Linked DNA regions of Homo sapiens: regions 2, 3 and 4 are each linked to region 1. A link is a contact called in ENCODE Hi-C data. All regions are on one chromosome and are shown on one strand. The core of a region is the stretch at or near the end of the contact, and the rest is flanking DNA. Distances in the headings are between cores, read along the strand shown. Region 1 holds the start of CYP2U1 (cytochrome P450 family 2 subfamily U member 1). Region 2 holds the start of CASP6 (caspase 6). Region 3 holds the start of MCUB (mitochondrial calcium uniporter dominant negative subunit beta). Region 4 holds the start of SEC24B (SEC24 homolog B, COPII component).

Evidence for each region. Hi-C counts contacts between places; a loop is a spot of excess contacts on that map. Pooled maps may share reads with other maps.
Region 2: a loop to region 1 is called in a pooled map, with 2.8 times the contacts of the local background. The contact joins the promoter of CASP6 here to the promoter of CYP2U1 in region 1. A Hi-C loop is called at or near these places in 5 of 50 pooled maps.
Region 3: a loop to region 1 is called in a pooled map, with 9 times the contacts of the local background. The contact joins the promoter of MCUB here to the promoter of CYP2U1 in region 1. A Hi-C loop is called at or near these places in 6 of 50 pooled maps.
Region 4: a pooled map shows a loop between it and region 1 (6-fold over the local background). The contact joins the promoter of SEC24B here to the promoter of CYP2U1 in region 1. A Hi-C loop is called at or near these places in 4 of 50 pooled maps.

What each region holds. Positions count from the first base shown.
Region 1 is chr4:107,927,446-107,933,770 of GRCh38, reverse strand. It overlaps CYP2U1 (cytochrome P450 family 2 subfamily U member 1), which reads right to left and starts at 2,222. Exons shown (of 5, transcript NM_183075.3): 1 at 1,638-2,222. The coding sequence starts at 2,127. It overlaps CYP2U1-AS1 (CYP2U1 and SGMS2 antisense RNA 1), which reads left to right and starts at 1,652. Exons shown (of 7, transcript NR_125929.1): 1 at 1,652-1,800. All of the region lies in intron 1 of LOC107986298 (a long non-coding RNA gene), which reads left to right. LOC124900751 (a long non-coding RNA gene) reads left to right here and starts at 2,186. Exons shown (of 2, transcript XR_007058221.1): 1 at 2,186-2,798; 2 at 3,868-5,626. RefSeq lists enhancers at 1,485-1,554, 1,615-1,684, 2,345-2,852 and a silencer at 1,895-2,484.
Region 2 is chr4:109,701,143-109,707,467 of GRCh38, reverse strand. It overlaps CASP6 (caspase 6), which reads left to right and starts at 4,023. Exons shown (of 7, transcript NM_001226.4): 1 at 4,023-4,112. The coding sequence starts at 4,073. RefSeq lists enhancers at 3,602-3,651, 4,542-4,601, 5,362-5,421 and silencers at 3,812-4,101, 4,252-4,361.
Region 3 is chr4:109,557,215-109,563,539 of GRCh38, reverse strand. It overlaps MCUB (mitochondrial calcium uniporter dominant negative subunit beta), which reads right to left and starts at 3,294. Exons shown (of 8, transcript NM_017918.5): 1 at 3,104-3,294. The coding sequence starts at 3,202. RefSeq lists an enhancer at 2,408-2,607 and a silencer at 3,028-3,347.
Region 4 is chr4:109,430,917-109,437,241 of GRCh38, reverse strand. It overlaps SEC24B (SEC24 homolog B, COPII component), which reads right to left and starts at 3,427. Exons shown (of 24, transcript NM_006323.5): 1 at 3,240-3,427. The coding sequence starts at 3,372. It overlaps SEC24B-AS1 (SEC24B antisense RNA 1), which reads left to right and starts at 3,425. Exons shown (of 3, transcript NR_039978.1): 1 at 3,425-3,508; 2 at 5,496-5,550. RefSeq lists enhancers at 2,448-2,597, 2,674-3,533 and silencers at 2,415-2,709, 3,088-3,357, 3,408-3,797.

The sequences.
Region 1 (6,325 bases), core at 973-3,472:
TATAAATAATCTAGAGATGATTTAAAGTATCCAAGAGGATATGCATAGGCTATATGCAAATACTACACCATTTTATATCAGGGACTTGAGCATCCTAGGGTTTTGTTATTCGCAGGAGGTCCTGGAAGGAATCCCCTACAGATAAGGAGGGATGATTGTACATATGATGGAATATTAGTCTTCAAAAGAAAATTTTCACATATGCCACAACATGGATGAACACTAAGACATTATCTAAGGATTTTAAATGAGTAGGGATAAAGATCATAATACTTTAAATGCCCCACTGAAAAACAAATGTCACAGTTCACACCTCATCCACTACATGCCTTCGTAATACTGCTTCTACCTAAAATTCTCTTCTGAGCTCATGGGTGCCTGGAGAAAACCTACCTGCTTTTCTTTTCTTTTTTAAAAATTGTGGTGAAATACATATAAAATTTACCATCTTAACCATTTTTAAGTGCACACCTTAATGGCATTAGGTACTGTCACACTGTTGTGCAACCATTGCTACCATCCATCCATAGAACTTTTTTCATCTTGCAAAACTGAGACTTTCTGTCCCTATGAATTTCACTACGCTAGGAGGCACCTCATATAAGTGGATCATACAATATTTGTCTTTTCCGTTTAAAATCCTGATGCAAAACTCTGGCTTTATCAGATTCTGAAAAGCCTAGATCTTTCTTTGCCATGTTATAGGGGCAGGAAATAGCATTCATTTAATAGATACTTGAACTCCTACTATGTTTCAGACAGCAATGACTCTGTCCTCCTAGATGTCAGAACAGTGGTGAAGACTGACATCCAGGCCCAAGGTCATAAAGTTATGTAGCGTCAGTTTTGAAAAGTGTAGTGAAGGAAAAGTGCTTGGGCAAGGGACCTGGTTCTAACAAGGGAGGCTACCCTACTTGCAGAGGCTGTGAGAAAAGGCTTCCCCAAGGAAAAGGCATTTAACACCTGACTGATGCGTAGGAGTGACTCAGAAAAGAAGTCAGAGACCTAAGCCAGCCAGTAAGACAAAGGGGGACGGTAGAGACAGGTTAGATTGGACATTTTATTGCAGCAGATAACACGTTTTCCAACCCCCAAAAATGTCCAATTTAGACTCCCATACGCAGGAATCAGAGGCTATGAACCAAAGCCGGAGATTTGGTAATAGGCTTCTTCTGTGTTTTCTGGACTTTTTATCTTATTGGAAATTATCTTCTTAAATTCTTACATTCGAAACCCACAAGGTAAAAAGAATATCCTTCCCTCTTTCTAACATGGGGGCCAAAGTTTCTCTCCGAGGTCACAGCTGGTGGAAGGGAAGGCTACTTTTGGAAAGATGGAACCTGGCTTGCCACCTTGTCCTTCCGCCATCCCTATTACTCTCCCTCAATCTCCGGATGACTTTTCTACTTATGATCTTGGAGTATGAGCAAGTCACGCGTCCGTCACTACTTGATGGGATCTTAAAGGCATCAGAAAGGAGAAGCGCCGCCACCACCATCACCTGTTAGTTCAGGATGCAGGTGTGAGGCAGCCTGGGGGCGCGGGCGGCCGGAAGGGGCACAGGAACTGCAGCCCCCACGCACCTGGAGACTCATCCGCGGCATCCGCGTACCCACAGCCCACGACCTCCCGCTCACCCTTCTCCTTGGTCACGATGGAGATGAGCGGCACCCGCGGGCGGTCGCTGAAGACCTCGGCCTGCTGCACCAGCGCCTCGCGCACGCTGTGGAAGTCGCTGAGGACCACCACCAGGTAGTGGCCGATAAAGAAGCTGAAGATGCTGCCGTACACGCGGGCTAGGTGAGCCAGGAGCACCTGCGGGCCTATGACCGAGGGATCAATCCCTGCGGCCCTGGTCCTGCTGCTCAGCCAGCTCCGCCGCCGGAGGAAGGGAGGCAGCAGCACGTGACCGAAGTTGCCCACCAGAGGCCAGGGCGTGGGCCCGGGCGGGATGCCCCGCGCCCGGCGCCTCCGCAGCCAGCTCCAGCCCAGCAGCGCTACGAGGCCGCATAGCAGCAGCGCGCCCCCGCTGGGGTCCAGCCGCAGCAGCCCCAGAGGCGCACGCAGGAGGCGCGCGGGCCAGGGCGGGTCCTCGGCCGGCGGCTGCGACGGCCCCGGAGACGACATGGTCCGGGCGCCGGCGGCCTCGGGTTCCCCTTGCTGCCTGGAGGAGACGCGCACGCAGCTGCCTGACCCGCGGCGCCAGTGTCCTGCTCTGCTCTGGAAGGTCGGGGGCGGGCAGGGGGTGTAGGAACGCCCCCGGATTGGCTGCGCCGCGCGCATTCTCCCCGCCGCCGCCACTCAGCGACGCCTGGGCGGAACCTGGAGGCGCGCCGGCTGCCTGGCGGAGGGGGTTGGCGGGCTAGCAGGCGGGGGACCTGAAGTTTGCCCCGAAGTCCGGTTACGACCCTTTGCAGGGTCGGGCTTGGCGGTGACTGTCCCTGAAACTGGGATGCTGGCAACACAACCTTGCGCTCTGATTGGCTGTTGGTTTCCCTTGTGTCATTCGTTTGTCATTATCACTCGTTTGTCAGTTGACAAACACAAACGCATGGTTATGAAGTGCATAAACCGTGTTAGGATCTGTACTGAGTGTGGGAAACTGGTGAACAGGCCCGTGAGATGGGTCGGCCTTAGCACCTGTGCCCTGAGCTGGGAGAATGGGGTCAACGCCCTATTCCTGCATGCTTCGGTGTAGTAGTGAAAAGACGGGGTTCCTTATCTAAACTGGGATTCGCAGCACCCTTTCCTCCACGCAGAGACAGCAGGATGCTGGGAAGCCGTGGAATGCAGAATCTGTGGGTGTCGGCTTGGCAGCCAACTCTGCGGAAGGGATGATGGCGGGAGTGGGGGGAGCGAGGGGCGGGCAGCGAGGCACGAGGAGTCACGTTCTGAGAGCTTGCCCTGGGCTAGAAAACTTATGCGGAGAGCGAAAGCTGTGTCCATTCCTGCGTGTGGCCTGGGTGCATTAGAAAATGTACTTAAATCCAGAAATAGCGAAACCAGAATTTGCTTGGTGGATTTAAGTAGCTAGAAATATGAAAAGAAGATAACCGGTTGAGGGAGGGGTGGCAATATTATTATTGGTGTTAGACAACACTTGAAAGGCTGAGGTTGAAATATTAGATATGAATTGTATAATACTTTAAAAACAAAGTATTACTTTATTTTATCTTCTCAGATAATGGCTTTCCTGATAAGGGCTTCCCTTTCAGTCTTGTTTAGGCCAAATCCTGTAGTTTCTGTTCAAGTTGGATTGAGCATAGAATTGTCTGTACTGGGCCATTTTTCTAGCCGTTTCATTTTTCTCCATACATTAAAAGTTTGAACACCACGCTGTACCTATAAAAATGTGATCAAAGAAAGCATAGTGAGTCCTCAAATAAATACATGATCCATTTTATTTTTCTATAAACAAGTGATGCCAGTAGGATATGTTAAATTTCAAGTCCACTCTGTTCTCATATTCTTTTTGACATGCTTTTCATGTTATTTTAAGCTTATGCACCCCAAACAAAAAAAAAAAACCTCCACACCTCTCATCTTCTATAATTAACCACTACTTGTGAGATTACTTTTCTCATTTTTTTTGAATTTTTGAATTAAGAGAAGTTTTTAAAAATTTAAACTACTTGTTTGCAGATACGATCTTCAACATGACATTCTGGATGTCATCTGATTCTAGGGCTTTGCTCTCTGAAACAGTAGCCACTATATACATCATCCCATACAAGCAATTTAAATTCATAAATGATTTTAAAATAGTTGAAGCTGTGACTAATTTAACAACTCCAACAGCCACCCTTTTATATTGTACAGGATGTAACTGCACGTGTAGTGTTTTCCTAAATCTCTCATTTTCACTAGGTTAATAGCTGTGCGGGGCAGATAGGAAATCTGGGCTGAATTCAGCCTCTCCTCACCACTATATGTTGAAGTCCTAACCCCCAGTGCCTCAGAATAAGACTGTATTTGGAGAAAGGGCCTTTAAAGAGGTAATTAAGCTAAAATGGAGTCCTGTGGATGGGCTCTTACCAATATGACTGGTGTCTGAAGAGGAGATAAGGACACAGAGAGGAAAGAGGATGTGAGGACACAGTCAGAAGGCAGCCATCTACAAGTCAGGAGAGAGGTCTCAGAAGAAATCAACCCTGCTGACACCTTGAGTTTTGACTTCTAGTCTCCAGAACGGTGAGGATATAAATATAAATTTCTGTTGTTTAAAACATCCAGTCTGTAGTACTTTGTTATGGCTGCCCTAGCAAACGAATACAGGAAGGGATATTGTTCATAATATTATGGATACACTTTTATTTTATTATTATTATTTTTTGCGATGGAATCTCGCTCTTTCGCCCATGCTGGAATGCAGTGGTGTGATCTCGGCTCACTGCAACCTCCGCCTCCCAGGTTCATGCGATTCTCCTGTCTCAGCCTCCCAGTAGCTGGGATTACAGGCCCGCACCACCACGCCCGGCAAATTTTGTATTTGTAGTAGAGACAGGGTTTCACCCTGTTGGCCAGGCTGGTCTAGGACTTCTGACCTCAGGTAATCTGCCTGCTTCAGTCTCCCAAAGTGCTGGGATTACAGACGAGAGCCACCATGCCCAGCTGGATGCACTATTTTAAACATGAAACCACACAGCTCATTCAGTGCTCCTTAAGGATGAATTTCCCCAAATTACATTCAGGGCGATTTTGCCACATAAAGGAATACTTTCTGCTTCATCTCTCTTATTTTATATAGGTAAAAAAATAATAGCAGAAGCAGTAAAGGAAGAGAATACTAAGAGATCTTTTGGGTGGGCAGAAGTGGTAAGAAAGATAGAGGATTATGGGAAAAAATCATTTTTATTGAGACCCTAAAGATAATTTTAAACCACCCACTTTCCTACCTATATCCTTGTTCGACATGGATTTTGGCCGGAATTGTTGGTCACAGTATATCCAAAATAGCTGAGTACTTATTTTGTTATAAAGAGTGGTATTAAATTACTCTATTTGTAAAACTACAATTGTTCAGTTGGTTTGTAATTCTCTGGGAGGTAAATGCCACCACACACGACACCCATCCAGAATCAATGAGCATGAACAGAGAGAGTGCATGGCTTAAGAAGGGTTTGCAAAATGCTAATGAAAAGAGAAAGTAGAAATGTTATTAGCACTATTTAGTTGCACAACTCCACTGGCCATTTAAAAATTAACACCTTTGTTCCCTTTAAGTTCTTATGATTTGCTTCATATATATTCCGTTGAGTGTCTTCTATATATGTGTTTATGTACTCTCTGAGCCTCCATGTTCCTGAACTGAAATTGGGATGATAAATATACCTATACCAAGCATAGGGATTAAATAAAATAATTAAATAATAATAATTAAATAATAGCACAATGTCTAGCAACTAGTACTCAATACATAAAAGCTGTAATTATAATAGTTATCACTGGGTTCTTGATAATAGTTTAAACTTAATAGGTTGTCACTATTGCTGCCTCTTATTCACACCTTGCAGATTTACCAGCTTTTTCCAATATTAGAATGTGAGACTTGCCAGGATATTGTTTCCTATATTTAGCCTTTATGTCTTGTATAATGAATAAATAAACGTGCCTATCTTCAGTATTACTTCATTCCTCTCCACTTGCATGTATTATGTATGATTTACTTGGAGAAGAGATGACGGGAGAAAGGCCCCTGAAAAAAATCTAAAACAGTGTAAGGCAGAATCTCAAAAGTCACAAAATCCAATTCCGAAAACATCCCTTTATTTGGTCAAGGTGGTGCCAGGATTAGGACACATTTTTTATTTAACACCAAAATGAACACAATCCAGATGTCCTTCAACAAAAGAGGGGGGCAGGGGAAGGGGAAACTATGGTATACTTATTTGATAGCTCACTACACCACAATAAAAATCAATCAGTTATGACACACTCTACAGTGTGGATAAATATCAAAAAACATGCCAAGTGAAAAAGCCAGGCACAAGAATACATACTAAATAGCTGCATTTATATGAAGTCTGGAACAAACAAAGTGAACCTATGGTGATAGACATTAGAACAGGGTGGATTGTTTGGAAAGGGAAATTGAAAATTTTTTCTAGGGTGGTAGAAATGTTCTATATCTTGACTGAAGTGTTGGTTACTTGGATGTATGCACTTGTCAAAACTTAACTGTGCATTTCACTATAGGTAAATTATACCTCAGTAAAACAATTTTTTTAAAAAAGCCAGTATCTTGGCGAAAAAGACATGGTGAAGTAAGAAGACTTAGCAGGTTTAATTTATGAGATGAATCTATTGTGAGGTGGGTACCCACAGG
Region 2 (6,325 bases), core at 2,774-5,273, 1.8 Mb before region 1:
TTGCGGTGAGCTGAGATCATGCCATTGCACTCCAGCCTGGGCAACAACAGCTAAACTGTCTCAAAAAAAAAAAAAAAAAATCCAGGAGTTACCTCCAGTTTACTTTGGCCCAAGTTTCATATACAAAGAACATTTAAAATAAGTTACTGCAAGTCCTACAAAGTAACTTGCACTGGGGAAAGGACTACACATGAAACAGGAACATATATGCCACCCCCTATGGGATACCTCAGAGGGATTTCGAGTTTGGTTCCAGACCACCAATAAAAGAGTCACACAAATTTTCTGGTTTCCCAGTGCATATGAAAGTTTTTCATACTAAAGTGTAGTCTGTTAAGTGTGCAATAACATGTCTAAAAAAATAATGTATATACCTTAATTTTAAAATATTGCTAAAAGATGCTAGGGATCATCTGAGCCTTCAGCGAGTTATAAATGTTGGTGTGGGGTATTGTTGAGGGCTGCTGACTGATTAGGGTGGTAGTTGCTGAAGGCTGGGATGACTGGCAATCTCTTAAAATAAGGCAATAAGGAAGTTTGCTTCATTTTTTTGTTTGTTTTGAGATGGAGTCTCGTTCTGTCACTCAGGCTGGAGTGCAGTGGCATGATCTTGGCTCACTGCAACCTCTGCCTCCTGGTTCAAGTGATTCTTGTGCCTCAGCCTCCTGAGTAGCTGGGATTACAGGTGCCTGCCACCGTGCCCGGCTAATTTTTGTTATTTTTAGTAGAGACAGGGTTTTGCCATGTTGGCCAGTCTGGGCTCGAACTCCTGGCCTCCCAAAGTCCTGGGATTACAGGCATGAGCCACTGCACCTGGCCATCCATTGATTGTTCCATTCACTAAAGATTTCCCTGTAGCATGTGATGCTGTTTGGTAGCATTTTATCCACAGACCTTCTTTCAAAATTGGGGTCAATCCCCCCAAACCCTGCCACTGCTTTGTCAACTAATACCCTGAATCCTTTGTTGTCATTTAAACACAATTCACAGCATATTCACCAGGAGTAGATTCTATCTCAATAAACCACTTTCTTTGCTCATCCGTAAAAAGCATCTCCTCATCTATCAAAGTTTTATCATGAGATGGCAACAATGCAGCCACATTTTCAGGCCCCACTTCCAATTCTATTTGTCTTGCTACTTCTGCCACATCTACAGTGACTTCCCTCACTGAAGTCTTGAACCCCTCAACATCAGTGATGAGGATTGGAATTAACTTCTTTCAAACTCCTGTTAATGTGGAGATATATGCATATACCTATGTATAATGTATGTGTGTGTGTATATGTGTGTGTGTATATATATATATATATATATATATATATATATATATATAAAATGGATAGGTATGTTGTCCTGCCTGTAAAATACCACCCAGTGTGCCAATTGAAATATATATAATTTTTAAATATTTATATATGTATTTTATATATATTATATATATATATATATATATATATATATATTTTTTTTTTTTTTTTTTTTTTTTTTTTAAAGAGTGTCTTACTCTGTCACCCAGACTGGAGTGCAGTGGCACAGTCAGCTGACTGCAGCCTCAAACTTGGGCTCAAATAATCCTGCCATCTTAGTGTCCTGAGTTGCTGGGAATACAGGCATGTGCCACCACTCTTGGCTAATTAAAAAAAAAAAAAAATTGTAGAGACAGGGTCTTGCATTGTTGCCTAGGCTGGTCTCAAAACTCCTGGCCTCAAGCAATCCACCTTGGCCTCCCAAAGTGCTGGGTTTACAGGCATGAGCCACTGTGGCTGATACATGTACTTTTAATTTTTCGTTTTTCTTTTTTTCCCCCTCTAGTCTCTAGTTACATACCGTAAGTGGATATTTTGACCTCCCATGAATCACAAATGTTCTTAATGGCATCTCGAATGATGAATCCTTTCCAGAAGATTTTCAATTTACTTTGCTCAGAACTATCAGAGGAATCATGATGACAGCTATAGCCTTATGAAATGTATTTTGTAAATAAGACTTGAAAGTCAAAATTTCTCCTTGATCCCTGGGCTTCAGAATGGATGTTGTGTTAGCAAGCACGATAACAGCATCAGTCTCTGTACATCTCTATCAGAACTCTTGGATGACCAGGTGTATTGTCAATGAGGAGTAATATTTTGAAAGGAACCTTTCTTCTGAGCACTAGAGCTCAACAGTGGGCTTTAAATATTCTCTAAGCCATGCTGTAAATAGATGTGCTGTCACTAACTAGCCTTTGTTGGTCCATTTATAGATCATATTTAGCATAATTCTTAAGGGCACTAGGATTTTCAGAATGGTAAAGGAATGTTGGCTTTAAAGTCATCAGTTGTATTAGCCCCTAACAAGAGCATCAGCCTGTTCTTTGAAGCTTTGAAGACAGGCATTGACTTCTCTCTAGCTATGAAAGTCTTAGATGGAATCTTCTTCCAATAGAAGGCCGTTTCATATACATTTAAGATCTGTTGTTTTGGCTGGGCACGGTGGCTCACACCTGTAATCCCAGCACTTTGGGAGACCGAGGCGGGCAGATTGCTCAAGGTCAGGAGTTCAAGACCAGCCTGGCCAAACATGGTGAAACTCTGTCTCTACTAAAAATACAAAATTAACCTGGACATGGTGGCACATCCTGTAATCCCAGTTACTTGGGAGGCTGAGGCAGAAGAATCGTTTGAACCCAGGAGGCAGAGGTTGCAAAAGATCGCACCACTGTACTCCAGCCTTGGTGACAAAGCAAGACTGTCTCAAAAACAAAAGATTGTTGTTTAGTGTAGCTGCCTTTATCAATGATTTTAGCTAGATCTGGATAACCTGATGCAGCTTCTACGTTAGCACCTGCTGCTTCACCTTGCACTTTTATGTCATGAAGATAGTTTCTTTCCTTAAACCTCAGGAACCATCCTCTCTGCTAGCTTCCAGCTTTTCTTTTGCAATTCCCTCACCTCTCTCAGCCTCCATAGAATTGAAGAGTTAGGGCCTTGCTCTGGATTAGGCTTTGGCTTAAGGGAATGTTGTGGCTGTTTTTATCTTCTATCCAGACCAACTAGAACTTTCTCCATATCAGCAATAAGGCTGTTTAGCTTTATTGTCTTTTGTGTGTTTACTGGAGTAGCATTTTTAATTTCCTTCAAAATTTTTTCCTTTGCATTCATGACTTGGCTTTTCTCCTTTGCACTCACAACTTGGCTAACTGGAGCAAGAAGCCTAGCTTTCTGCCTACCAACATTACTTCCTCACTAACTTAATCATGTTTGCTTTTGATTTAAAGTGACAGGCTCTTCCTTTCATTTGGACACTTAGAGGCCTTTGTAGGATTATTAGTTGGCCTAATTTCAAAATTGTGTTTCCAGGAATAGGGAGGCCCCAGGAGGGGGAGAGAGAAGGGAAAGTTCGGTGGAACAGTCCAAACACATACAGGGCTTATGGATTAATTTCCCCTTCCTTTATGAGCGCGGTTCATGGTGCCCCAAAACAATTGCAATAATATTAAAGATTACTGATCACAGATCACAACAGCAGACATAATAACAATGAAAAATTTTGAAATATTGCGAGAGTACCAAAATGTGACACAGAGACACAAAGCGAGCCAATGTTGAAATACAGGCAGTATCTGCTAAGCGGTATAAAACAATCTATGCCTGTACCTCTAGAAAGTACAGGCATAGCAAAGTAAGGAATAGCAAATGTTTGGGGCAGCTGGGATTAAATGAGTCCGAGCTCACACAAGTGATGTGAAATTGCCTCGGGCTAGGCGGTCTGTGTGTCCCCCCGGGTGGCAACTGGCATGTCCCCAGGGCACGGTTAGTCCCAGCGGGCCTGGAGGCGAAGACCGCGTACCTCTCCCTGCCCCCGCGCTCTTGGTCCCCGCGGGCTCCGGAGCGACTGGGAGGAGCTTTAACTCTGGGAAGGACCAGCCCGATCCACGGGAGCCCGGGCGGCGCGCAATCAGAACCAACTGGCCCCACGCTCGGGGGCAGGGGGCGGGGCCGCCGAGGAAGGGCCGAGGGCGGGGCCGGGCCCGGGAGCCTGTGGCTTCAGGAAGAGGAGGGCAAGGTGTCTGGCTGCGCGTTTGGCTGCAATGAGCTCGGCCTCGGGGCTCCGCAGGGGGCACCCGGCAGGTAGGCAGGGGGCGTCGACTGGGCACCGAGCAGGTCTGCGTCTTGCTCCGGCTGGAGGGGAAACGAGGGTTAGTGGACCGGGCGCGCGGACCGGAGTGGGGCCGCGGGTTCCTTCGGCTTTGCAGGGCGGCCTGGAGAAGTTGCACTCTTGGATTGAAGCGCTCAGGGCGGGTGGGGACGGTTTCGCGCTTCAGTCTAAGAAACACTCGGGGACCTGGCTGCCGCCTCCTGGCGGTCCCGAGTAGCGACGCCGGCGCCGGGGCGTGCCCCTGCCGCCTTTGTCCTCCGGGGCGATGAGCGCTTTCGGGGCGCCCCGGCTGTTTAAACCTTAAAAGGCTGTCCCCACGCGGGCCTGGCGTTCCCCCACACCTGGCCGTTTGAAATGTTGGGGGTTGGATCTTTTGTTTGCTCACTTCGAAAAGTGAAAAGGAGGGGTTGTTCCGCCGAGTCATAATGAAAACATAACAGGCCCGCGGGGTGCCCGGGCCAAGACCCTGGGTCCTCCCGGGCTTCAGCTGGAGGCGGCCAGTTCCTGGCGGCCAGCACACCCCGGTATCTCTCTTCTTCATCCAGGAAACCTGCTGCTGTCTGTCGGTTTGAGCCAAAACCACAATAACTTTTTTCTGCAAAGTAATCAACTGCTAAGAGCGTACGTTCTGTCACTTATTACTGGTAAAGTTTAGAAACTTCAAGCCTGGCCAGAGTGAAACAAACAAAAAGGTCGAAACGCCTGCAGTTGGCCGGCCGTGGTGGCTCACGCCTTGTAATCCCAACACTTTGGGAGGCCGAGGCGGGCGGATCACCAGAGGTCGGGAGTTCTCGACCAGCCTAACTAACACGGTGAAACCCCGTCTCTACTAAAAATACAAAAAAATTAGCCAGGCCTGGGCGCAAGCTACTGGGGAGGCTGAGACAAGAGAATCGTTTGAACCCTGGAGGTGGAGGTTGCAGTGAGCCGAGATCGCCCCACTGCACTCCAACCTCGGCGACAGAGTGAGACTTCGAATCAAGAAGAAAAAAAAAAAAAAAGAACGAAACGCCTGCAGTTGGTTAGAGTGCCTTTGTTTAAGAACTCTTTATATTTTGCTGCACAAAGGAAATGGTGCTCCAGAGGCAAGCTGTAAAAGTCACATGGTCGTAGAGGAGGTAGATAGGTAGCCTTGTCCTGGAGGCACAGTGCAGGGTCCAGTTGCAGTCTCTAGGGGCGGGAAGCCGGGGCTTTCCTTCACTCACCTGCTCCCTTCCTCTTCTTCCTCCACCGCACTCCCCAGTGCATGTTCTAGGCCTGATGGAGGTTACTCTACATAGGGTTACTAAATACATTGTTGATGGAGCCGATGGGTAGATTTTCATAGAGAGTGCAGTGAATGAAGACGATGACAGTAGAATGACCGAAGTCGTTTGGGAAGTTGAACAAAGTTTAGAAAGGTAGCCGGTCTCGGGTGGGAGGGGCTGCGTGGGGATGGGCCTACAGAGACTTTGGAATCTGTAGGTGGGCTGGCTTTCAATCCCAGCTTCACTTTGCCGACCTTGGCACGCCTGGCCCACTTTCTCTGTCCCTGTTCCTGAGCTGTGGAGCTGTGAGATAAGGTATCTAAGGCATCAGGCCATCAACAAATGGTAGCTGGCAGGATTATCTGGAGGGACTATCAAATTAGAGTGAGGTGAAAAAAGGAATGATTAGTTTTGTAAAACCTAAGCTGATTTAAGGAATAAGGAGGTGGCAGTTACATTATCCTGCAAAGGAAGAGAAGTGAAAAGAGGGCCAGACACAGTGGTGGGCGCCTCTAGTCCCAGCTACTGGGGAGACTGAGGCAGGAGAATCGCTTGAAACCTGGAGGTGGACTTGCAGTGAGCCAAGATTGCGCCACTGCACTGCAGCCTGGGCGACAGAGGGAGGCTCTGTCTCAAAAAAAAAAAGTGAAAAGAGGTCAAGAATCAGGTTTAAAGAAGGGCACATTTTTGATAAGTAGATTGCAGATGAAAAGGAATTTCTATATCTGTTATACAGGGTAGCTCCTTCATTAAAATTTATTTTCTCCATATCAATAAAGCTATTTCTTACTTTATCCAGGTTTTTAAATATTAACGCAGGCCGGGCGTGGTGGCTCATGCTTGTAATCCCAGCACTTCCAGGAGGCTGAGGCAGGTGGATCACTTGAGGCCAGGAGTTCAAGACCAGCCAGGACAACATAGCAAAACCCTGTCTCTAC
Region 3 (6,325 bases), core at 2,045-4,544, 1.6 Mb before region 1:
CACTTAACCAATTGCTCTCCTCAGGAGAGGGCTCTGAAGTTAGTTTTATAGAATAGAATACAATGTACCAACTGCAAATACAAGAGATAGAATAGTAGGAACATGTCAAACAAGAACGATATGTTCATTAAATTAAAAAGATGAAAACAATTTCTAAGTTGACATCTTGTGGTGGAATTTAAACATCCATATGCTTTGTTTCTAGAAGTTAAAAAAAGCATACTCGATACTTAAGCTGCTCTGCAGAGTGCTTGATGTAAAAATTTTTTAAACATAGCTTATGTATGGACTCAAATGCTGTACTGGGGACATGAAATCGTATCAGGGAGTTTCTCAGTCTAAGTAGCACAAAATCCAAATTAAGAAAGGCACATTTAGGCAAGGGCTTTCTGTTCAGATGTAACTCACCAAGCACCACAATTACTCAAAGCTGAGTCTTTGTGCACAGAAACATCAGCAGGAGCCATGGATTGCCCTGACAACCACTCAGCTAGAGTGCTGACAAGCAGAGATGCTGCCACCAGAGCGTGATTATGGCCACCAGGCCATGCCTTGCCCAAAGATGAATACAATATGCTCTTGCTCTACTACGCTTCAGACTAAATGTGTTCTTTAAAAAACAATTCTGTATATCCATGTCAACAAACTGTTTTTTTTTCCCCTCACCCAGAAAACACTAGCAGACAATTGCTCACATACAATATGAAGTATGAGAATTGTGTATTTTTCAAAGTTATTAAATGCTCCTATAAGGCACACTCATAGAAGTGTGAAAGACTTCAGAAAGACCAATTATAGTTGGGAACGCTTATTTGAAATACTGCTTACGACAAGTCCTTGCAAGCTAAGATTTTATGAGCTGTCAGGTCACAAACTACTTGTTTTTCTAGCTGCTTCATAGGCTCTAGGGGTCTGAATGTTTCTGGGAAAAAAAATAAATAGAAATAATACTTGCCTTTACCCACAGGATATTTCATAACAAGTGGGAAAGCCACAAAAGAGTGATATCTTAGAATGAAAAATGTCCCGATAGCCAGGTAATTTGATTAGCAGAAAATGGTTTAGTAGTCCTAGCTAAAACTCCTCAAGAGCCAGAATATTTTTATCGGTTTACTCATGGTAAAATGTAAAAGCTGTATATAAAGAACAGCATTTCCACTTCTCAAGTTCTGAAAATTGTCTTTATAGCTGGACAGTTGGCTTAAAACAAAAATTTGCAAATTAGAAACATTCAAACATAACGCTTCTTACGATGATTCCTAACTACTGTTTCCCTGTTATTAGGCCTAATAAGCCCGATGGTACCATTTTCTTTTAAAAGGGTATCCACATTCCTGCTGAGGTATGCAATGGCACCACCCTAGACAGCATCAGATGGGAAATATGGAGAAAAGGATTTGCAGGTGATAATTTGAGAAAGGGCAGCCAGTCCCGGGATCCACAAAAATGCTACTCAACGTGTTAAATGGACTTAATAGAAAACACTTGGGGCTGGTCGCGGTGGCTCACCCCTGTAATCCCAGCACTTTGCGGGGCTGAGACGGGCGGATCACAACGTCAGGAGTTCGAGACCAGCCAGTCTGGCCAACATGGTGAAACCCCGTCTCTACTAAAAATACAAAAATTAGCCGGGTGCGGTGGCGCGCGCCGGTCATCCTATTTTCTGGGGAGGCTGAGGTAGGAGAATCGCTTGAACCCAGGAGGCGGAAGTTGCAGTGAGCCGAGATCGCACAACTGCACTCCAGCCTGGGTAACAGAGCAAGACTCCGTCTCCAAAAACAACAACAAAAAACAATAATCTGTGTTTAAAATGGCATGTGAAAGGGGTTCCTCGTATTGGGTTGTTTTAATGTTTGGTATCTCTTTGACTACACAATGCAACACTTACAGTAAAAGTACAACCTTTAAAAGTATAAAAAGCCCATCTCCCCAATGACTTTATAAGTCTACCATTTTACATTTTAAGGAGTTTGCCCCTGTTCTTACATTTAGTAACAACATGGCCTTCCTCATTCTCTTTCAAACATTCCTGGAATTGATTTTCTGAATGCACTTAATCCTTTGGTCACAAGCTCAATGAAAAGGAAAAAAAAATGCACTTAAATATTCCCTGCATCAATTGAAACTGAAGCCCTCAGACAGCTGGAGGAAAAGGGGGGGAAGGAAAAAAAAGAACAAAATAAACAGGAAGTGAAAGTGACAAGAGAATCACACTGCTTACTTTTTGGCTTTTAAGCCTTTAACAATCTGAAAGTAATCTTAACAGTGTGGGGGAGGAACAAACGAAAACTCAGAAACAGCTCCCTCCCCAACCACACACACCCTGAAGGCTTTGGCTGTCTTTCCTCATCTGGGTCAGAGTTTGCACTCCCGGGCTCCTGTCAGGCTCCATCGCAATCCTCCTTAAACTCAGCGCTTTCCCCTTCTTCTAGTCTTTTTTGGTGCACATCCACTCTCTACTCCTCCAAGCCACGGTTCTCCACAGACCACAATACAACGGTGTCAGGCCAACTGTTACTCACCAGCACACTCATGATTCACCCGTCTCTCGGGTGTCTGAACAAAACGCGAGTTTTTCTTCCTTCTGGGAAAGGGAGGTGCTCGCAGATTTCAGGATGGAAATTTCACTCTCCTGCGACCGTCCACACCCGGGACGGTCACTGCCCCGTTCATCGTTTCCGGGCTCCTTAGGGGCTCGGGCACTGATCACCAAGAGGGAACCGGCCCCGCGGCGCAGCGGCTTTGGAAACTTGCTCCTGACCGAGAGCTGCAGCCCAGAAACTGCCTCCCAGGTTATTCTGCTGCTCCCAGGCCGAAGTCTGGTGGTCCCCGCACCCTATCTCGGCCCGGGTGAGGCACCCCCAGCCGCAGCGCTCTGGCTTCACCTTCCCCGGGCCCGGAGTCTTGACCTCAGCCCAGGCCTCCGTGACCCACGTCGGCCGCCCGGCCACCACCTGTCGGGACCGCCCGGCGCGCGGAGCCCGGCAGCCAGCAAAACGCAGTTGACTGCTCGGCCGCTCGGCTTTTGCTCCCGCCAAAGTTGTCCAACGCAAACTTTGCACCAGCCTACCCCGAACCCCCACAGCCCGGCACCCGCTCTTACCTGGGGCGGAGGCGGCAGCGGCCACGGGCGCGCTGGGCGCCAGGTGCCAGGGGTCGGCAGCAGCCGCGTGCGCCACGGCCAGAGGCCCCTCTGGAGCATCCTCCCGCCCCAGGCGCGCGGCTCCCGCAGGCGTCAGCGGCGCATCCTCCCTCAGCCGGGCTCCTCGTCAGCGCCTGGTGGCTCCGAGCTGTGGGCGCTCCCGCCCCGCCTGCTCGCTCAGCGCGCCGCGGCTCCAGCTTGGGCGGGCTCACGGGAGGGTGTGTCCCTGTTTCCACTTGTCGGCTCTCTACGCATCCGGGCGCAGGGCTGTTTTCTTTCCTCCGACCAAAAAAAAAAAAAAAAAAGAGAGCGAGAGAGCGGGAGCCCGAGAGCGGGAGCCCGAGGTCGAGGGCCCCCTCCTTCTCCAGCAGAAGACCCTCTGGAATGAACAGCAGCAGGCGACGCACACCTTGCGAGCTCTAGATTTCAAAACTCGCTGTTAATTCCCGGTGCTGCGTGCTCTGAGCGCCGTCTTCGCCATCCAACCCAGACGGGGATGAGACGAAAACAGCGTCCGGCATCTGGAGGGGGCAGGGCCGCTCAGGAAGTTTGTTTTCCCCACCGAGCTTGGAGAAGACGGATTGAAGCGGGTCGGCCGAGGCCTCTCCCACCTCCACAACCTCCAAGGCCTCTGCCCCGGGCTGCGGTGCCGGGCCCCTGCTCGCTGGCGAGTGCGGTGTGAGGCGGGCAGCCCGGGCCTACCCCTGCGGAGGTTTGTAGTTCACGGTATAGGGGCCCAAACCCGAGTTTTTTGGGAAAGTATCTCCCACAGAATTGGCTTCTCTTTTGAAGCACGTTTTTAATTGAAGAAGCTTCGGAACCGGTATTGAGTTCTTCTAACTACTGGGAAATCGGATGCTTTGTTTTGAGACTACTTATTTTTGAAAGCAAACCAAAGGCATTAAAGAGCAACCTAAACCAATTACAGTAGGGTTGTTAGATAAAATATAGGATGCCCAGTTAAACTTGAATTTTAGATACAAATAGTGAAGTATGTCCCAAATATTGCATGGGTCACATTTATTATTTTAAAAATGAAATATCTGGGATATACTAAATTATTTGGTGTTTATCTGAATTCAAATTTAACTGGGCACTCCGCATTTTTATCTCCTGAATCTGCAAGAGGGTTCAGTTAATGAATCAAAATTGGCAAACCTGCAATAAGTGGCAAATCACTCCTGGCGGTAATCTCCTTTCCTTATTGAAAAGGGAAAGAATCACAAGTTTCTACTATAGTAAAAACTTTATCACTATTAAAGGCTGATTCACCTGTGTTAACTAGCATGTCTTTCAAAATACAGTTGCCCCAGATGGAGAGTGACACATGAAACTTTAAGTTCATATGGGAAGGTAAATTACCTTACCTGAATCTTTTCCTCCTATTAGCTAGTGCTCCAAGTGAAAGAAGCGTGTATTTTTGTTTTTTTGTTGTGAAGGGTTCTTGTTTAATACAACTGAAAAGAATGCCTATACAAAGAATTGACATGAAAAAGCATTGATTCAACACTCATGAGCTAGGTTCTGAAAGGTGTAAAAAAATTACCTGAACATTTTTAGAAATTGGAAACTACAACTAAAACTGATAAAAATCCCTATTAACATTTGTGAAGAATCTTGATAATGTGTCCTGAATTGGTGGGTTCTTGGTCTCACTGACTTCAAGAATGAAGCCGCGGACCCTGGTGGTGAGTGTTACAGTTCTTAAAGGTAGCGTGTCCGGAGTTTGTTCTTTCTGATGTTCGGACATGTTTGGAGTTTCTTCCTCCTGGTGGGTTCAGTGGTTTCGCTGGCTTCAGGAGTGAAGCTGCAGACCTTGGCAGTGAGTGTTACAGCTCTTAAGGTGGCGCGTCCGGAGTTGTTCATTCCTCCCAGTGGGTTCGGGTCTCACTGGCCTCAGAAATGAAGCTGCAAACCTTCACGGTGAGTGTTACAGATCATAAAGGCAGTGCAGACCCAAAGAGTGAGCAGCAGCAAGATTTATTGCAAACAACAAAAGAACAAAGCTTCTAGAGCGTGGCACGGGACCCAGACAGGTTGCCACTGCTGGCTCTGGCAGCCTGCTTTTATTCCCCCATCTGGCCCCACCCACATCCTGCTGATTGGTCCATTTTACAGAGCGCTGATTGGTCCGTTTTGACAGGGTGCTGATTGATGTGTCTACAATCCCTGAGCTAGATACAGAGTGCTGATTGGTGTATTTACAATCCTTTAACTGGATATAAAGGTTCCCCAAGTCCCCACTAGATTAGCTAGACACGGAGCACTGATTGGTGCATTTACAAACCTTGAGCTAGACACAGGGTGCTGATTGGTGTGTTTACAATCCTTTAGCTAGACATAAAGGTTCTCCAAGTCCCCAGGAGATTAGCTAGATACAGAGTGCTGATTGGTGCATCCACGAACCCTGAGCTAGACACAGAGCACTGATTGGTGCATTTACAAACCTTTAGCTAGACAGAGTGCTGATTGGTGCATTTACAATCCTCTAACTAGACATAAAAGTTCTCCAAGTCCCCACCCCTCTCAGGAGCCCAGTTGGCTTCCCCTAGTGGATGCCATGCCAGGGTTGCGGGCTGAGCTGCTTGCCAGTCCTGCGCTCGTGCCTCGTGCCTGCACTCAGCAGCCCTTGGGCAGTCAATGGGACTGGACGCCGCTGAGGCAGGGGCGGTGCCCCTCAGGGAGGCTAGGGCCTAGCAGAAGCCCACCGCGGGGGGACTTGCACATGGCGGGCTGCAGATCCGAGCCCTGCCCCATGGGGAGGTGGCTGAGGCCTGGTGAGAATTTGAGCGTGGCGCGGGCCGGCTGGCAGTGCTGGGGGACCTGACGCCCCCCTCTGCAGCTGCTGGCCCAGGTGCTAAGCCCTTCACTGCCCGGGCCGGGGGTGCCGGCCGCCCTCCGAGTGCGGGGCCACGGAGCCCACGCCCACCCGGAACTCGCGCTGTCCCGCAAGGCCACATGCAGCCCCGGTTCCCACCCGCGTCTCTCCCTCAACCTCCCTGCAAGCAGAGGGAGCTGGTACCAGCTTCCGCAAGCCTGGAGAGGGGCTCCCACAGTGCAGCAGCGGGCTGAAGGGCTCCTCAAGCATGGCCAGAGCGGACTCTGAGGCCAAGGAGGCGCTGAGAGCCAGCGAGGGCCGCCAGCACATTGTCACCTTTCAATAAGATTCTTTACACAATTTTT
Region 4 (6,325 bases), core at 2,178-4,677, 1.5 Mb before region 1:
TTCTGTGACCAGATGTGTGAATTTTTGTTTTTATTTTTCCCCAACAGACACCAACTGGGGGTCCTCCAACTCAATTCAATTCTGACACTACCTACCTGAAGTTAGACTCGGATCCCACAGATTAAGGGTTCAGTCCCACAAGATGGCTCCCCACTTCAGATGCCTATCATAAGTATCACAAGTAGCAGGTTGCCATCTGTACTTCTGAGGAACCAGTTACAAACTGGAGTTTCTACTACCCCCTCCTTAGGTTCAATTACTTTGGTAGAAGGGCTTGTGGAAGTCAGGAAAACATTTAAATTTATTGTTTATTATAAAGGATATTACAAAGGATACAGATGAACAGCCAAATGAAAGAGATGTACAGGGCAAAGGATGGGGGCAGGTGCCGCCACCCTCCCAGCATCTCCACATGTTCAGCAACCCAGAAGGTCACCAAATCTTACTGTTCCAGAGTTTTTATAAAGCTTCATCTCCAGCCTATCCACTCCCCTTCAAAGGGGATGATGGGTGGGGACTCAAAGTCCCAACTCTCTAATTACTTGGTCTTTCTGGTTACCAGCTCCAGCCTGAGGCTGTCTAGGAGACCCATCCTAAGTCATCTCATTAGCACAAACTCAAATGTGATCAAAAGACTCCTTATGAGTAGCAAGCGACACTCCTATCACTCAGGAAATTACAAGGGTTTTAGGAGCTGTTACAGGAACCCAGGACAAAGGCCAAACGTATTTCATATCACACCACAACACTGAAGTGAGTGATTTCTAGGTACCATTCCAGTTTTACAATTCTGTCTGTTTTATGCTCATATTTCTGACCTATTTCTTTTTCACCATGTCTGGAATTCCATAGAGATATATTAAAAGGCTAACTACTTTTGTAGGACTGAAAAATAAATGAGAAACCCAAATGACTGCTTACTACATGCTGATACCACGTAGCAAACTTTTTTTTTTTGAGATTAGCAAACAAAACAAAAAGAGATTTAATCTTGTTTCTCTACTTAAACTAATCCCTTCCACAAAAACAAAAATCCTTCTGGAGGATAAGGTGTGAGGATCACCTGAGCCCAGCAGACCAGCCTGGGCAACACAGGGAGACCTCGTACTCTACCTGACCCTAGTTCTTACACTTTACCATAACTTTCAAATTTCCTAGCATAACATTTAAGGCCTTTCTGCAACCTGACCCCTTTTAACCTGCTCCTTTCGGCTTCGATGCCTTGGCTTCCCATGCCACCCAGCACCCTCTGCACCTCTTGACTCCTTCCACTTTCCAAGCATGCCCTGCACTTTCATATTTCCAAACTTTAGTTCATGCTGTAACCTCTGCCTAGAGTCAACCTTTCCCTCCCACCCCAACCTGTCGAGTCCCTCAAGGCTAGCCAGAACCAATTCAAACATTACCAAATACAGGGCAAGTCAGGAGAGAGGCAGGGACTCTGTCTCATCTGCTACCCTAACCTTGAGTCCCCAACTGGTAAGCATGCAATAAATGTTGAAATGATTATTGCAACATTAAAGGAAAGTAGTGATTATAAACAAGAGAACTCAAGCATCATCTATATTTGGCATCAAAACATTGATTTGTTCTTACAGATTTTAACATCCTGATTACACTTGGCTGAGTACATATCCTGGCATTCTTGAGTGTTCACAAAATTTATAAGGCTGTAATAAACATTTGCCACTTTAAAAACTGTTCACTAAGATGATAATGCATATTCAGAAAATCAAGGAAAGACACAATCCTTGAATCACTGGTAAACATGAGTCTACAATGTTCTAAAAGACTTGGGCTCTTTTACTAAATTATCGTGTTCTAGTTCCTTCATAAAGCTATTTTAAAAACAAACAAAAACAAGAACTTATATTAAGGTTACAAGAACAAACACTGCTCACAAATAGTATTTTTACATTTGTTCAGAACAGGTTTATATCCAAAAGCGATTATAGTAAACAATGACTACTGAGAGTACAGCATGTAATACTGATAGGTAAGGCTGATCCAAAGAATATTAAGGCTAAAGTATCACTCAACTTCTGATCCTCAGGACAAACGATACACTTCATGTTTGAAAAGCATCAGTTGTAAAACTTAGATGTTGATTAAACTAATTCATAAAGTCCAGCAGATTTTCATTAGGAAATTAGATAAAACAGGTCAATCATCTGGAGAGTACTAATGCAGTTTGGTTCTCGTACCAACACAGGACAGAGGTATTTTTCTAAATTCAGTCAATTACTTTCCAAGGTTCTCATCTGACATACTAAGAAGTCTGTAAGGAGAATTCCTCCACCCTTGGCCCCTATCCGCGAACATTCCAAATCTCAGCATTAGGGAATGCATATCCATCATTTTGCAGCCTACTAAAAGCCCACGACCTTAATATGAAAGCGGCTTTCGTGCTGCATTTGGCTGCTGCCTGTATGAAGGCCCTGCCTCAAAGCAGGGCCAACTCTGGCACGTTTTTTCATCTCTGAAAGTGGAGCTAGGAAAAACACCCAGATCTAAAGATGTTCGTTTAAATCCGTTTACATCTGCTCCCTTTCAAACACTACAAGCAAACTCCAAAAGCTTGAGCAGCAGCCGCAGCGGCAATGACAGTTCTTGAGGCCGAACTGGGTCAGGGTTACAGTTACACTTATATAGCATATTTACACCCTTTTGTCTACAAACTTGAGTGCAAACTTAAGTTTCCTCAAGGCAGCGTGTTCGCTGGGCCTCGGGAACCGAAGCAATTTTCCTGAGACAGGAAGGGCACAATCCACCCTGCTGGGTGGCTGCACCAGCCTTCTCCGGACCACGCACTCAGCGGCCTCGGCTTCTGGCCAGCTCTCGCAGCCAAGGGGTCGCTCGGGGCAACTCGCCCGCGTCCAGGCTAGGTAACTGGGTTTTACTACGTGGGCTCCCAGCTTTTCAGTCGCCCCTACTCGCCCGAGGCCGTTTCGGGCCTGGGGTCGCATTACATAAACAGCCACGGCCCCAGCTTTCCCAGGCCGGCCCCCGCCCCCACGCCAGGGGCGTCCCACCCCCGCGCGCCCCGCGCCGTGCCTTCCCTGCCCCCTACCCGCACCCAACCCGGACCCCGCGGCCTCCGCACCGCGCCCGCTCCCGTCCCTCGGGCCGGGCCTGGCCCCGAACGCCCTTCCCGGCCCGGCCCGCCCCGCCCCGATGTGGCCGTGCAGGCCGCCCAGCCGGTGCTAGGCCCCGCGCTCCGCCCGGGCCGCCCGCCTCACCGTTCTGCTGGTGCGGCGCCGGGCCCGCACCCGGGCCCGCGGGCGCTGCGGCTCCTGAGACGGCCGCTCCGCCGAACTTGGGCGGGATCCGGGCGCTGGCGGCCGGGTGAGAGGACCCGGCGGGGGCCGACATGACGGCGCTGGTGGCGACGGCGGCTCCGCTTCAGGGAGGTGGGCGGAGGGAAGGGAAGGCGGGGCCGGAGAGGAGAGAGGAAGAGGAAGGAACGCGCCTGGCGTCACTGAGGGTGTCACCCGGGACCGCGGCTCAGGTACCCAAGCTTCTCCGCGAGTCCAGCGCTGCCACTCGGCGGCCGCCGCGGGCGCGGGGATCCTGGGTCGCTCCGCCTTGACCCACGCGCCCCACGCCCCGGGACTTACACCTGGGGTCGCTCCCCGCACGCGCGGGCCTCGCGCCGGTGCCGCCGCAGCGCCCCCTGCAGGCCGGAGCCGAGCTGGCCCAGGCCTGAGTCTGGCCCGGGGTTCCGTGGCCCCAGTGCCGGCCCCGCGGCTGCTGCTCCGGCCCGGCCAGGTGCCTTCGTGTTGAGGCGAAAGGACTGGGCCTCAGTGGGTGAAGGGACCGGGTGGCCCGCTTCCACCTAGGGCAGAGGCTGGATCGGCCGCGGCGAGGCTGGGCCCAGCATTACTGGGAGGGGAACTTGAGAGCCGCGGGTTGATGTTCGGAGCTCAGGCGACGACTGACCACCCACCCTTCCTCGAAGAGGAACAATGGCTTGGGTTTGGTTTTTAATTTTTGATTCCCCCACCTCCCCTTTCTTGATTCCAAAGGAAATATAGCATTCAAGCGCCATGTCTGTTGGGAATATATAATTCCTTGGCAAAGAAAGAGGAAACATTTCTCTGATAAACACAAGAATCTCAGTAAGAATTGCATTATTGAGAACTTTTCCCACTGATAAAGTAGGGAAGAGGAAGGGGAAAATAGGGTAAGGGAATGCTGGAAGACAAACTTTAAACTTTATCTCCTTTTTTTTTTTTTTTTTTGTCGATTGTTGGTGCATCCTGTTGGTGTTCCGAGAAGTTGTGGCTCAGCTTGCTTTGTCTACATTAGTGGAATCTTTAAGTCTTTCTGGTCTGTCTCAGCATACTCACTGGCAGGCCCTAGACTACATTACCCAAGTCATTTTGCCGTCTTGGAATCCTGAGTATGTCATCACTCTGTATTGGAGATGAGATTGCTCAGAAACACTGAATTCAGAATGGGATCTAGCAAGATGGTATTTCTGGAGCAATAAGTCATTTACTGAATGATTATGCAAAGCATAAATTGCATTGTAGTCCTAGAATAATACAAAGCTTCCCTTTAGTTGTTGCCGTAAATTAATAACTGGCATTTTAATGCACTAAATGAATTTTAGTAGTTAGATTTATATCTTTGACTTCTAGGAATTTCAACTACATTAGAGTTCATATACACAAAAGGGGCAAGCCCTTTTCCACAGCATTTCCAGCTTCTCCACAGAAACCTAGCCCCACATGAGCAAAAGATCACACTCTGTGCTTCATCAAAGAGATTACACAATTACAGATTCCAGCATCTCCCAGGAGTCCTTTGAATTTGGATTAAGGTCTATAATTACGTGGGTAAGGGAATAACTAGGTAATTGGCTTTCTGCACCTGGAATGTATTCTCCTGGGTATAAGAGGCTCCTTTTAATCAGAAGTATATGGGATGAAAGTGAACCCTGTCTCTTAAGGGGAGACTCCTTAAGAGGAGGATTGGGGCCCTGTGTTTTAATAGATCTTCTCCACAATCTTTAATACCTAAGCTCCTTCCCCTTGTCCACTAATTTGCTGTAGAATTTTTCTAGCATGTTTATGATGGTGTTCAGGGCACACTACCCCAAAATATAACACCTTGGCATATTGAATGTTTTAAGCTGATGGAATTTGAGAAATGGCAGGTGTGAGGACTCTGACCTTCCCATGAAGCAGGTCATAAGACCCTCATGTGAGAGATGCCCTCTCTATACCTGGAGAAAAGAAGCAGTCTTATTTGTGAAGACAGAGAGACGCCAAGAGGAATCTAAATGAATAGGCCTTGGTAGGTTTCCCCCAGTTTACTGCCCTTAGCCCATCTTTTTGTCTTATCACAGTTTTCCATAACAGTCTACTCTTCATCAAGCTTGGTATAAAACGCTCAGGTTTCTTCAGGTCTTCGTTTCCTTATGAAGGCTCTGGTGCCATGTAAAACTTACATTAAATATCATACATTCATATGCCTTTCTTTTGTTACAGGAACCCCAGACGCACGGGCCTTGTGCTGTCGCTGCCGTGGCACCCCTTCTAGAAGGTAGATATTTTTCCTCCTGACAAACACTACAACCTTTATGAAAATATTTCACTCTTTTGCTTTAATTTCCATTACTACTATAAGTGAAAAAAGGATGAAGAATTGAATGAATAGGATTGAACCATCTACTAGGCACTGTGCTTGTAAATCTAGATATGTATTTTTTTCTATTTAATCCTAACAATAACTCCATGGGATATTTTTCTTATCCCTATTTTATCTGTGAAGAAACTAATGTTTATAGAGCTGAAGTAATCTTAGTAAAAATCATGAACCTGGAATTAGCAGAACCAGCGGTCAAACCAAGGATTATTTAGCTCCAGACCATTGCTTTACTATAAACTATACTGGGTTAATTTACATTTTTCTTCATAAAGCTATGCTAGTTATGATTTACTGTCTTGCTGTCAAAAGATTTTCAGTTTTTCATATTTAGAATTTGTTCCAGTGTACTCTACAATGGTAGATCTCAGAGTTTTTGAAATGCAGATTTGTGGGCCCAAACCCTGGACCGTATACTGATTCAGAAGTGGTGGAGATAGGGCCCTACAGCAAGCTCTCCAGGCAATTCTGATGCATGGGGAAGTTTGAGGACCACTGCTTTTGAATAGCAGAGTTAAGCTGAATTGGTTCATTCTCTTACTTTGGAAGATGATGGTCCTTTCTTTCAGGACATCTCTTCAATCTTTTACAGACCAATAAAAGTGATATTTTGTAGATTTGTGATTACAGTGTCACAAATGCCAATTATGATGTTTCCTATGTCAACTCAGAT